2 separate regions of the Homo sapiens genome follow, and region 2 is linked to region 1. The links are chromatin contacts, found by Hi-C or POLR2A ChIA-PET in ENCODE. All regions are on one chromosome and are shown on one strand. The core of a region is the stretch at or near the end of the contact, and the rest is flanking DNA. Distances in the headings are between cores, read along the strand shown. Region 1 holds the start of ZNF407 (zinc finger protein 407). Region 2 has its middle 140 kb from the start of PTGR3.

Evidence for each region. Hi-C counts contacts between places; a loop is a spot of excess contacts on that map. ChIA-PET counts read pairs that join two places held with the same protein, here RNA polymerase II (POLR2A). Pooled maps may share reads with other maps.
Region 2: a map of CD8-positive, alpha-beta T cell shows a loop between it and region 1 (8-fold over the local background). The contact joins the enhancer-like site here to the promoter of ZNF407 in region 1. A Hi-C loop is called at or near these places in 5 of 168 maps with a recorded cell type or tissue (CD4-positive, alpha-beta memory T cell, CD8-positive, alpha-beta T cell and naive thymus-derived CD4-positive, alpha-beta T cell) and 11 of 50 pooled maps. POLR2A ChIA-PET finds 5 or more read pairs at or near these places in 8 of 52 experiments (CD4-positive, alpha-beta T cell, CD4-positive, alpha-beta memory T cell, CD8-positive, alpha-beta memory T cell and 5 more).

Annotation. Positions count from the first base shown.
Region 1 is chr18:74,596,031-74,600,288 of GRCh38, forward strand. It overlaps ZNF407 (zinc finger protein 407), which reads left to right and starts at 1,840. Exons shown (of 9, transcript NM_017757.3): 1 at 1,840-1,907. It overlaps ZNF407-AS1 (ZNF407 antisense RNA 1), which reads right to left and starts at 1,805. Exons shown (of 2, transcript NR_024484.1): 1 at 398-1,805. RefSeq lists enhancers at 1,616-1,825, 2,616-2,835 and a silencer at 1,926-2,225.
Region 2 is chr18:75,068,662-75,072,919 of GRCh38, forward strand. No RefSeq gene overlaps it. Among named protein-coding and RNA genes, the nearest start is that of PTGR3, 140 kb to the right of the region's middle. RefSeq lists enhancers at 1,658-2,857, 1,718-2,218, 2,507-2,656, 3,937-4,258. Within about 2 kb of position 2,455, at least 28 of the 41 ENCODE cell types and tissues checked have a DNase peak (open chromatin) inside an H3K27ac peak, as active enhancers do; they include CD4-positive, alpha-beta T cell and CD8-positive, alpha-beta T cell, where a contact is called at or near this core.

The sequences.
Region 1 (4,258 bases), core at 590-3,089:
CAGCTGGTCACTTGTGAGGAAATTGTTTCCCACATTTTTCTCTAGAATTTTTAATTAACTATTACTATTAAACTGAGTCTACATGATGGAAAAGCTTGACTCTGGAGTTTTAGGTTGAGTTCCACTTTTACTAGCTGTGTGATCTTGGAACAGTTTATTAGTCTTCTAAATTACTGTTCCTTACTGTGGATAAGAGAATTCATGTGGATTACAATCAGAATTAAACCAGATAATGTCTACAAAAAGTTTTCTATGAACTATTTAAAAAGGTAAGGAATTATCACTCGAATGTATTCTGATTTAAACTGAATTGTGTTCGAATTGGCCTTGAGTGACGATTTGGCCTAGAAAGCCTATCTTCAGAACATCACACACACACAAAAATCCAATTACTTACAATGATTTTTTTGAGACGGAATCTCGCTCTGTCGCCCAGGCTGGAGTGCAGTGGCGCAATCTCGGCTCACTGCAGCCTCCGCCACTGGGTTCAAGCTATTCTCCCGCCTCAGCCTCCAAGTAGCTGGAATTACAGGCTCGCACCACCATGCCTGGCTAATTTCAAATTTTTAGTAGAGACGCGGTTTCCCCAGGCTGGTCTCAAAATCCTAGCCTCAAGCAATCCACCGACTCGGCCTCCCAAAGTATTGGGATTACAGGCGTAAGCCACCCCGCCTGGCCAGTGATCTTCCTAAACAGAAATCTGATCACATAACTTCCCATTACAGAGTCTAACCCTAACCCTGTGCCTACAACATAGTCAAACCTCTTTAGCAAGGCAGATGACCTCAAGCAGGATTTCACTGCCTCTTTGTCACAGCACTTAACAAGCTGTGATGTATTTATTTTTATTCGTCTACACAGGTCTTCCCTACTAGATTCTGAGTTTCAGAAGAAAGGCCTCTAACTCGAGGTTCATGAATGGACCTGCACAAGGGGGCGGACGGGCTGAAGTCCTGCCTTTTTTTTTTTCCAAAAAACCCGTATGCTGTGCCGTTAACGTTCATAAAAAAGTCCTTGTCGAACGTTTTAAACAGCCAAGGTGTTTCAGCTTTAATAAAAGCTGAAAATTTGGCAATACCAAACAGGTCACCAAGCCACAGTCCGCTTCTTGGCCTCCTCTTTGGTATCAGAGTTCGGCTAGCGGCTTCCTGTGGCCTCTTAAACAAGGACCTCATTTTGGGAGCCATTCGAGAGATTTTTTCTCATCATCTAAAGTAGCATTCTCGCCTTGCACAGCTGAAAGTCATTTCTCGAAATCGGAGCGCCAGAAGCGACAGGAGCCACTCCAGGCCCGGGGGAAGCGAGCAAAGGGGCAGCGGGCTGCGTTTGCCAACGTAGGCCTCTCGGGTCCCGCGCCGTTCTGGGCCTTCTCCGTGTTTCCGGCGCCGCCCTCGGGGTCCCTTACAGAGGGCGGGAGGCGGGTGGAGAGACGGGGCAGGAAGCAGGCGGGATCGGCCTGGGAAGAACCCGTTCTGGGACCCTCTAGAAATCCCAGACAGCCCTCCCGGGCTGACAGCGCCTGCCTTGGAGCCCGACGCGCTCATCGAATTTAGATTGACTCCTTCGGCTCTCCGTTTTCCTTCTCTAAGGGAAGGGTGGGACTTCCTATTTTATCTCTTAGCGGCTTCCGGCAAGAGCTGATGTGTTAAAAACAAGACAGCACATGGGCCTGCCGGCCACTCGGATAAAAAACAAGGAACTCGACCTGGATTGTACTAAACCAGTTCCAAGATTCTGTTTTTCGGCTGTGGCGTCCGGCGCTGCATCCACTACGGAGTCGCCTTGGAAGCCACCGGAAGTCCTTCGACGGAGAAACAGGATGTCCCGCCTCTTCCTCCCAAAGGGAAGACGGTGAGCCGGAGGAGTCAGTCAGAGGGGCGAGCAGGAGCGATTCCGTCGCCAAACAGGTAAGTTATTCTCTGGCCGGGGCGGGGGGTTTGGAGGCGGGGACCGTCCAGCGTCAGCGCGGGGCCTGGGGGCGGTGGCTTGAGGGCTCGAAGCCGGGCGGCTGGGCGCCCAGAGCCCCGTCTGGGCCCTTCGCTCTTTCTCCTCCCCCCTCCCCCCGCCTCCGCCCCTCCCTGTCGCCTTCCTTCCCGACACCCGCCCAGACTCACGCCCGGACACACACCCTCGCTCGTTCGCTCACGCTGCCTCGCCGCCCTCCTCCCCCAGGCCCCAGCTGCCGCCCTGCCCTCTCACCCGCTCGCTCCGCAGGCCGGTCCCGCGGGCAGCCTCGCTCCGCGCCCTTGCGCGAGCGGAGCTCTTGTGGACACCTCGGGGCTGCGGACCTAGCGTGGCCTCGGTTTCCCCTGCCGGGTTCGCCTGTCCGCGCAGAAACAGTCCCCCGTTCCTTCGGGACGCACCCCTGCACCGAAATCGGGCCGTTCTCGCGTGCCCGGGTTGCTCTCAAGTGGAAAACAGATGCTCCCCTAGCTGCACAGCTGCAAGCTTTAGCGTCTGGTTTCCAGCAGGGGCTCCCTGGACCGCCCGCCCACTCTCGTGTCACCCCCAGGTGCCCTGGCTGCGCCGCTGCTACTCGCGCCTTCTTCCGTTAAGCGACGCTGGTGTGGGCGGGCGGAGGGCACACAAGTGCGGTGGCCGAAAGCACCGCGGTGGCAGCGAAGGGTCCTAGCCATTCCCGACTTCAGCTCGCTTTGCGCCACTGCGGGGAGACCCGCGGCTGCCTGACACCGCTGCGGGCAGCAGTGGGTTTCTCAGTAGATGCTCACCTCTTTCCAGCCAGCTAGCACGCCCTGGGTGCTTGGCCTCCTTCTGGAGTTTAAGCTGGTGGAGGCGGGGTGCAGTGGCCGCTGACCTCTGTCGGTTGCGCTGGGTTTTGAGTAGCCATTTATTTCATTGGGGAGTTTTGGAATAGGACATCCCACATCCGTGGACACACATGTAGAATACTTTTATAAGTAATTACAGTCTTAATAGTGATTTGAGTTACAGCTTTGCAGTCTATGCCTGGTGACATCCTAGTCGTAGTATGTATCTGTTTTGTGGTGAAGTGCTGGTCCATTTAGAACACTGTAGACAGGGGCCCTAACATATACTCATCAGAACCTTATTAAGAAGAGCTTATATGTCATTTGGCATACTCACTGTGCTTCATTTAGTACAGCAATCTTGTGTAGTAGGAATTATTCCCTTTTTACAAACTGAGACTCACTTTGCTATATACAAAATTACTGCTACTGGTACAAGGTAAAGCTTTCTTCTTGCGTGACATGTAAGGCAGGTGTGATAATTGCTCACAACACAGTTGCTACTGGTGCATTTTTTTTTAAACTTTATTTCGGAATAAATTAAGATTTACAGAAAAGTTGCAAACAATAGGACAGTTCCATTGGTACCTTTTAAGCAGAGCAAAGTGGCTCCACTTCAAAAACACTGGTTCTTGCTTTATGCCAAACACCCTTCTAGGTGTTGGAAATAGTAATATACTTCCCTAGAGGATTTTGAGATCTGGTTGAATAGACACATAAATAAATATATATAATACCTTTTTCTGCTTACTAAAATAGAGATGTGGGAGCACAGTGGAAGTTACGGCTGATTGATGGTGGGGAGTGGTGAAAGCTTCTTGCAGGATATGTGATTTGAGATAGGTCTCAAGGACTAGTGGGTATTCACCTGGTTGAAGGGACATTTTCCCCAACATTCATTCCGATTAGGTTTGTTTTATTAGAGTAGAACTCGCTAATCTTAATAAAATATACTCTCCTAGTTTGATTCTTCTCTTTCTCATCTCCTTTAAGAAGGTGGTTTGTATCCCAGATAGTGAGAAGAAGCCTAGTTTCTAAATCTATGAATAGGCGAATAAATTAAGCTGTATGTTTCTAATTGATAGTTGTGACTCTTTCGACTGTAGTTGAGATTGGTTTTTTAGGAATGCACTGTGGTCCTCCACTGAGCGTTTTCCTTGCTTTCCAACTCTGATGACTAGTGGAATTAAGTAATGCATTCAGGAAACATTTACCGCATGCTTGCTTTGTGCCAGCCATTGCACTAGAGTAAAATGATGAACAAGATAGTGGGGAATATAGACAAGCAAATGCGCATTGGCAGTGCAGTCTGATGGCCTGCCCACAGAGTGTCACAGTGCCATTCATGATTCTTGGTTGTCAACCATGGCAATGGACTTGGCTGACTTAAGCAGAAAAGGAATTTATTGGAAGGCTATAGATGGCTTTCAGAATTGATGGGAAGGCTGGGGAACTGGATTCAGAAAATAGGCAGCAACCAAAAGAGGCTG
Region 2 (4,258 bases), core at 1,205-3,704, 470 kb after region 1:
AGCAAACTAAAAATCTGTAAGTTTTCACTTCTTTGGCTGTTTAATATTAGCCCATAATTTAAGAGAGCACACAGCTCACTTAAGCAACCTCCTCCTGTTCCATCTTGTTGAAGAATACAATTCGTTTTCTCCTCCTCTAGGGTGATATCATTTTACATGAAGAAAAAAGTTCTCTCGGATGGCAGTTATACGTTTCGGAAGCACCTTCTAATCAGGGATGGGTGATTCATTATTAGCTTCAGCAGGCGATCCATCTGACATGTAAGGGGAAAAAATTAGCAGCTGTCACGGCATGATGAGTTAATTTCCTGATGGGCCTGACACCGAAAAGCCATTTGGAGACATGGCAGAGGCTGACAAGAAAACCTGGCGCTGCTTTATAATTGGAGATAAAGAAAGGGCAGAGAAACAGGCCGAGGATGGCCCCCAGGTCTGCAGGCTGGGGGGTGCCTGTGAGCTCTGCGTGGTCGTGGCTATGGCCTGAGGCCGTGGCCCTGGCTGGCTGTGTCCAGGTCCGGGGTGGTCGCCACTGCTCCCTCTGGGATGAGAGTGGCCCGGGGCCTGGCATTCTCCCCAAGAGGCAGAGCGTGCCTGCTGGCCTCCTTTCCATGGTCACCTTGGCGATTTTCATAACTGGAGCTCAGGATTCCCATTGTGGGATGACTTTTCATCACTATGAGAAAGTAACCCATTAAGTAAATACCATGGAAACCCAGGCAGGCGGGAGTGGTGGGCCTGGGGCAGCAGGCGGGATTCAGTCTGGCTTCCCTCGCCCCCCGCCTTCAGCTGCACCTCCACAGGGCATCCATTGCAAACCCAACAAGATGAAAAAAACACTGTAAGAAATATCCTGAAGATGGAAATTAGAGAAATCAGCATTATGAAGCCAGCTTTGAAATACCAGGCTGGATGTGCTGGTCTTCACTGGGTGAAGGAGGTATCTGCTGAAGGCTTAGCATGTGGGCTTCTAGAATCCAGGCCCCACGTCTGGACCCTGAAACCCTCTGGTGAGAAAACAAAGAGGCCCAGCCCGTTACAGGCTGGGACACGTCGATGACTCTTGGCTTTCTTGGACTCTGGATCTGTAAAATCGACAAGGCAGAGGTGGGTCTTGAACCTCATGTTTGAGAAGTAAGCATGAGGGAAAGAACCTTCCACCCAAATGCCTACACCCTGCAGTCAGGACACAACTCTGCTTTTCTCTAGGCTGGACTCGAAGGATGCCCCCCTAAAGAGCTCACCAGCTGGAGACAGAAGACAGCCGTGGTCACAAAGCCCATTACCAGAATTAAATAAATCCGTTCTAAATCTCCCAGGCAAAGAATCATTTACTTCCTCCATGGCCCTGCATTTTCAATACCTTTTAATAAATTCTTTTAAAATGACCTAATTTCAACATGGCTTTCAACTTCATAAAAAGACAATTTATAACCAGGATAAACATGAACCTAGGACATGCCATTTCAGTCCTCTCCAGGATCTCACGTTACGCTTCAAATAACTTTTTAAGTGGAAGAATAAAAACCAACACAAAGTCAAGGTTTGTTTTTTAATTTCCACATTGAGCTCTGGTTTGAGCCTGAGCTTTCCAAGGCTGATCTGGGCTCCCTGCTTGTCCCGCCGGCGTCGGGCCCCTCCTGTGCAGGAAGCCGTCAGGGAGCCCCAGTTAGGAAGGGATCTCCCAGAGCAGGGCCACCTCTGTCCTCGCCTCCACTGCGCCACAGAGCCCCAGCAAATCTGCAGAGCTATCATGACTGATCTGTAAATAGGGCCATAACCCACGAATACAGTCTACCCCCAGTCTGGGCTCCCCTCTTTCACCTGTGCTCCTGCCGCAGTTGAAGGAGATAGAAGACGTTTTCATATCAGGATTGCAACATACGGCCCGTGGGAGAGGATGGTGATCCTAACCTATGCCTGGAAACGACGCTGCGAGTGACTTTTCTGGTAAGGGTCGGGACTCACAGTGATTGTCCAACGCGCAGTCTCTCACCCGTATTCAGAATGTCCTGGGAAACAGGCGGGGCTCTGGCTACGAGGCCACATATGTCCCACCTCCCCTGACCCCCCGCATGTCACAGGGCTCAGGTGCCTTTTCCTTTATCTCTAATTCCAGCTGTAAGCTCATGCCCCTGCACACAGCCTCTGCGTGTTCATCTTCAGGCCCTGAGCTTCTTGTGCAGCTAGGTAGGCGCTCAGCAAGTTACTTTAAATGGGTGGATAAATACATGGATTGTCAATTCGTCATCAGTTTTTCCTGTTTGCTTACTCACCTTCCTCTCTGTTGGTTTAGTCATAATGTTCTCAAATAACAAAAGCCTTTGGCAGGAATTGAATCAGATGAATGCACCGTGAACACACTGTCTTTTGGTCACGCTGGTTCAGAGCACGTCCCTCTACCTACTTCCACCTTTTTCAAAAACATTTCTTGATGAGCAGGGCCCTGAGACCAAACTTCACGGCAGACGCTGGATCTGAGTCACACTGTCTTGTCATGTGTGGTCAGGTGACCTGCAGCTTCCACCAGCAGGAAGAGATGCTGGGAGAGGATTTCCTCTTCACTCGCAGTCATCGTCATCTGAAGGGAAGCCTGCAAGTTCGTTCTGTTTCTAGTAAGATTTGTCTTTGCTTATGTCCTGGCTTCTTCCTCGCCCTGCAGACTTGGGCCAGTGCTGTTCACTGCACAGTTATTCTTTCCTCGACGTGCCGTGCAGAGAAGGCTGGTGTTTTGGGTAGTCTTGAACAATGGGGACTTCCTCTTCTCTAGAGAGAGCTCTTTGACTATAGGCAGGAAATGCTGCACGGGAGCCTGGTTAGCAGGGGTGCTGTGGGCCCCGGGCTGCAGGGCCTGCTATGCATGCAGCAGCATCTCGTGACGGGTCATCTCCTGGTGCGTCCTGTGATGAAGCAGGTGCGCCACAAGCCAGAGAGGAGCACCAGAGGGGAAAATAACACCCTGTCCATCTGACTGCAGAAGGCATGCCCCTCACATCTCCGTGCCTCTGCAATCGAGACACAGCGAGAGTGTCTCAGATGTAACGAATACCATAAATCTGTGTAAAGCAAGTCCTGGGGGAAGAAGAAGTATGGGGTCTCCCTTGGAAAGGACAACAAATATGCCACAGAATGGCACCCAGCACCCCTGAGGTGAGCCCAGCAGGCTGTGGACGGTGCTGAATTTCCAGTTACTTCTTAAGGCCTAAAGAAGATGGCTCAGCATGCTCCTGGCCTCTAATGCATTTGGAGTGGGGCAAAACACACACCTTCTCAGTGAGAGGGACTCAAGAGGTCCCAGAGGTGCAATCCTAAAATGGACAGGCTGCTCTTGGAGAAAAGGCGCCCTCCAGGCCTGGAAGACTCTAGCAGAGGCTGGTGGGCTCGATAGAGACACACAGTCTAGAAGGGCGTCCTCGCCGGGCCCGCCTGGCCCTGGGGCCACCAGGGCGTGTTCTGCAGTTCTGGGAAGCGGATCTGCTGACTGGGTCCTGAGCTGAGAACCGTGACTTCATTCCAGGCCTTCGATTTTATGAATAAGAGCTGGCCTCGAACTGCTGTGATGTCAGAGGAGTCACCTGTGCATCCTGAGGCTAGTGGGTCCTCTACAGAGTGAAGGCTGAGAATAGATAGACCCTAATATTAACACCAGCTCTAAGCCCTTTGATGATGTGAACAAGTCTCAGCGAGTGTCCGTGAATTGTTGAAGGAGAGTATCAGAAAGACAACACGGTCTGGACGTGGCAGTGATGGCAAAGTGTCCCCAAAGAAGCTGAAATCCATATAAGGTGGCCTTCTGACAGGTGCGTAGCGAGTCTTAGTTACATTGAGGGCAGAACGTCTCCCAGAGCAGCGAGCGTGGACTGTAACCTGACTGAACACATTCAGGAACCTGGAGAGAGGACGCCAGAGCCCGTGGGTGGCCGTGGGAGGACAGGGGAAGGAAGGCTTAGAGAAGCAGCCGCAGACGCTCACGGCAGGGCCGTGCAGGCAGAGGCATGTGGCCGAGGCCCCCACACTCCCTGCACGGAGAGGCTCCCAGCAGCCCAGTCCTCTGCCCTGGGGGTCCTCAGCCAGGTGGCCTGGCCCCAGGGGACAAGTGGCCATGTCTGGGTTGCCACAACTAGATGTGTGGTGGGTGGAGGCCAGGCCACTGCTGAGCCCTACGGTGCCCGGGATGACACAGCCCCTGTGCACCAGAGTCCGGGGAGACCCGCCCCAGGTCCCTGCCGCCTATGTGCCCTCATCTGGGCTGGCTGTGTCA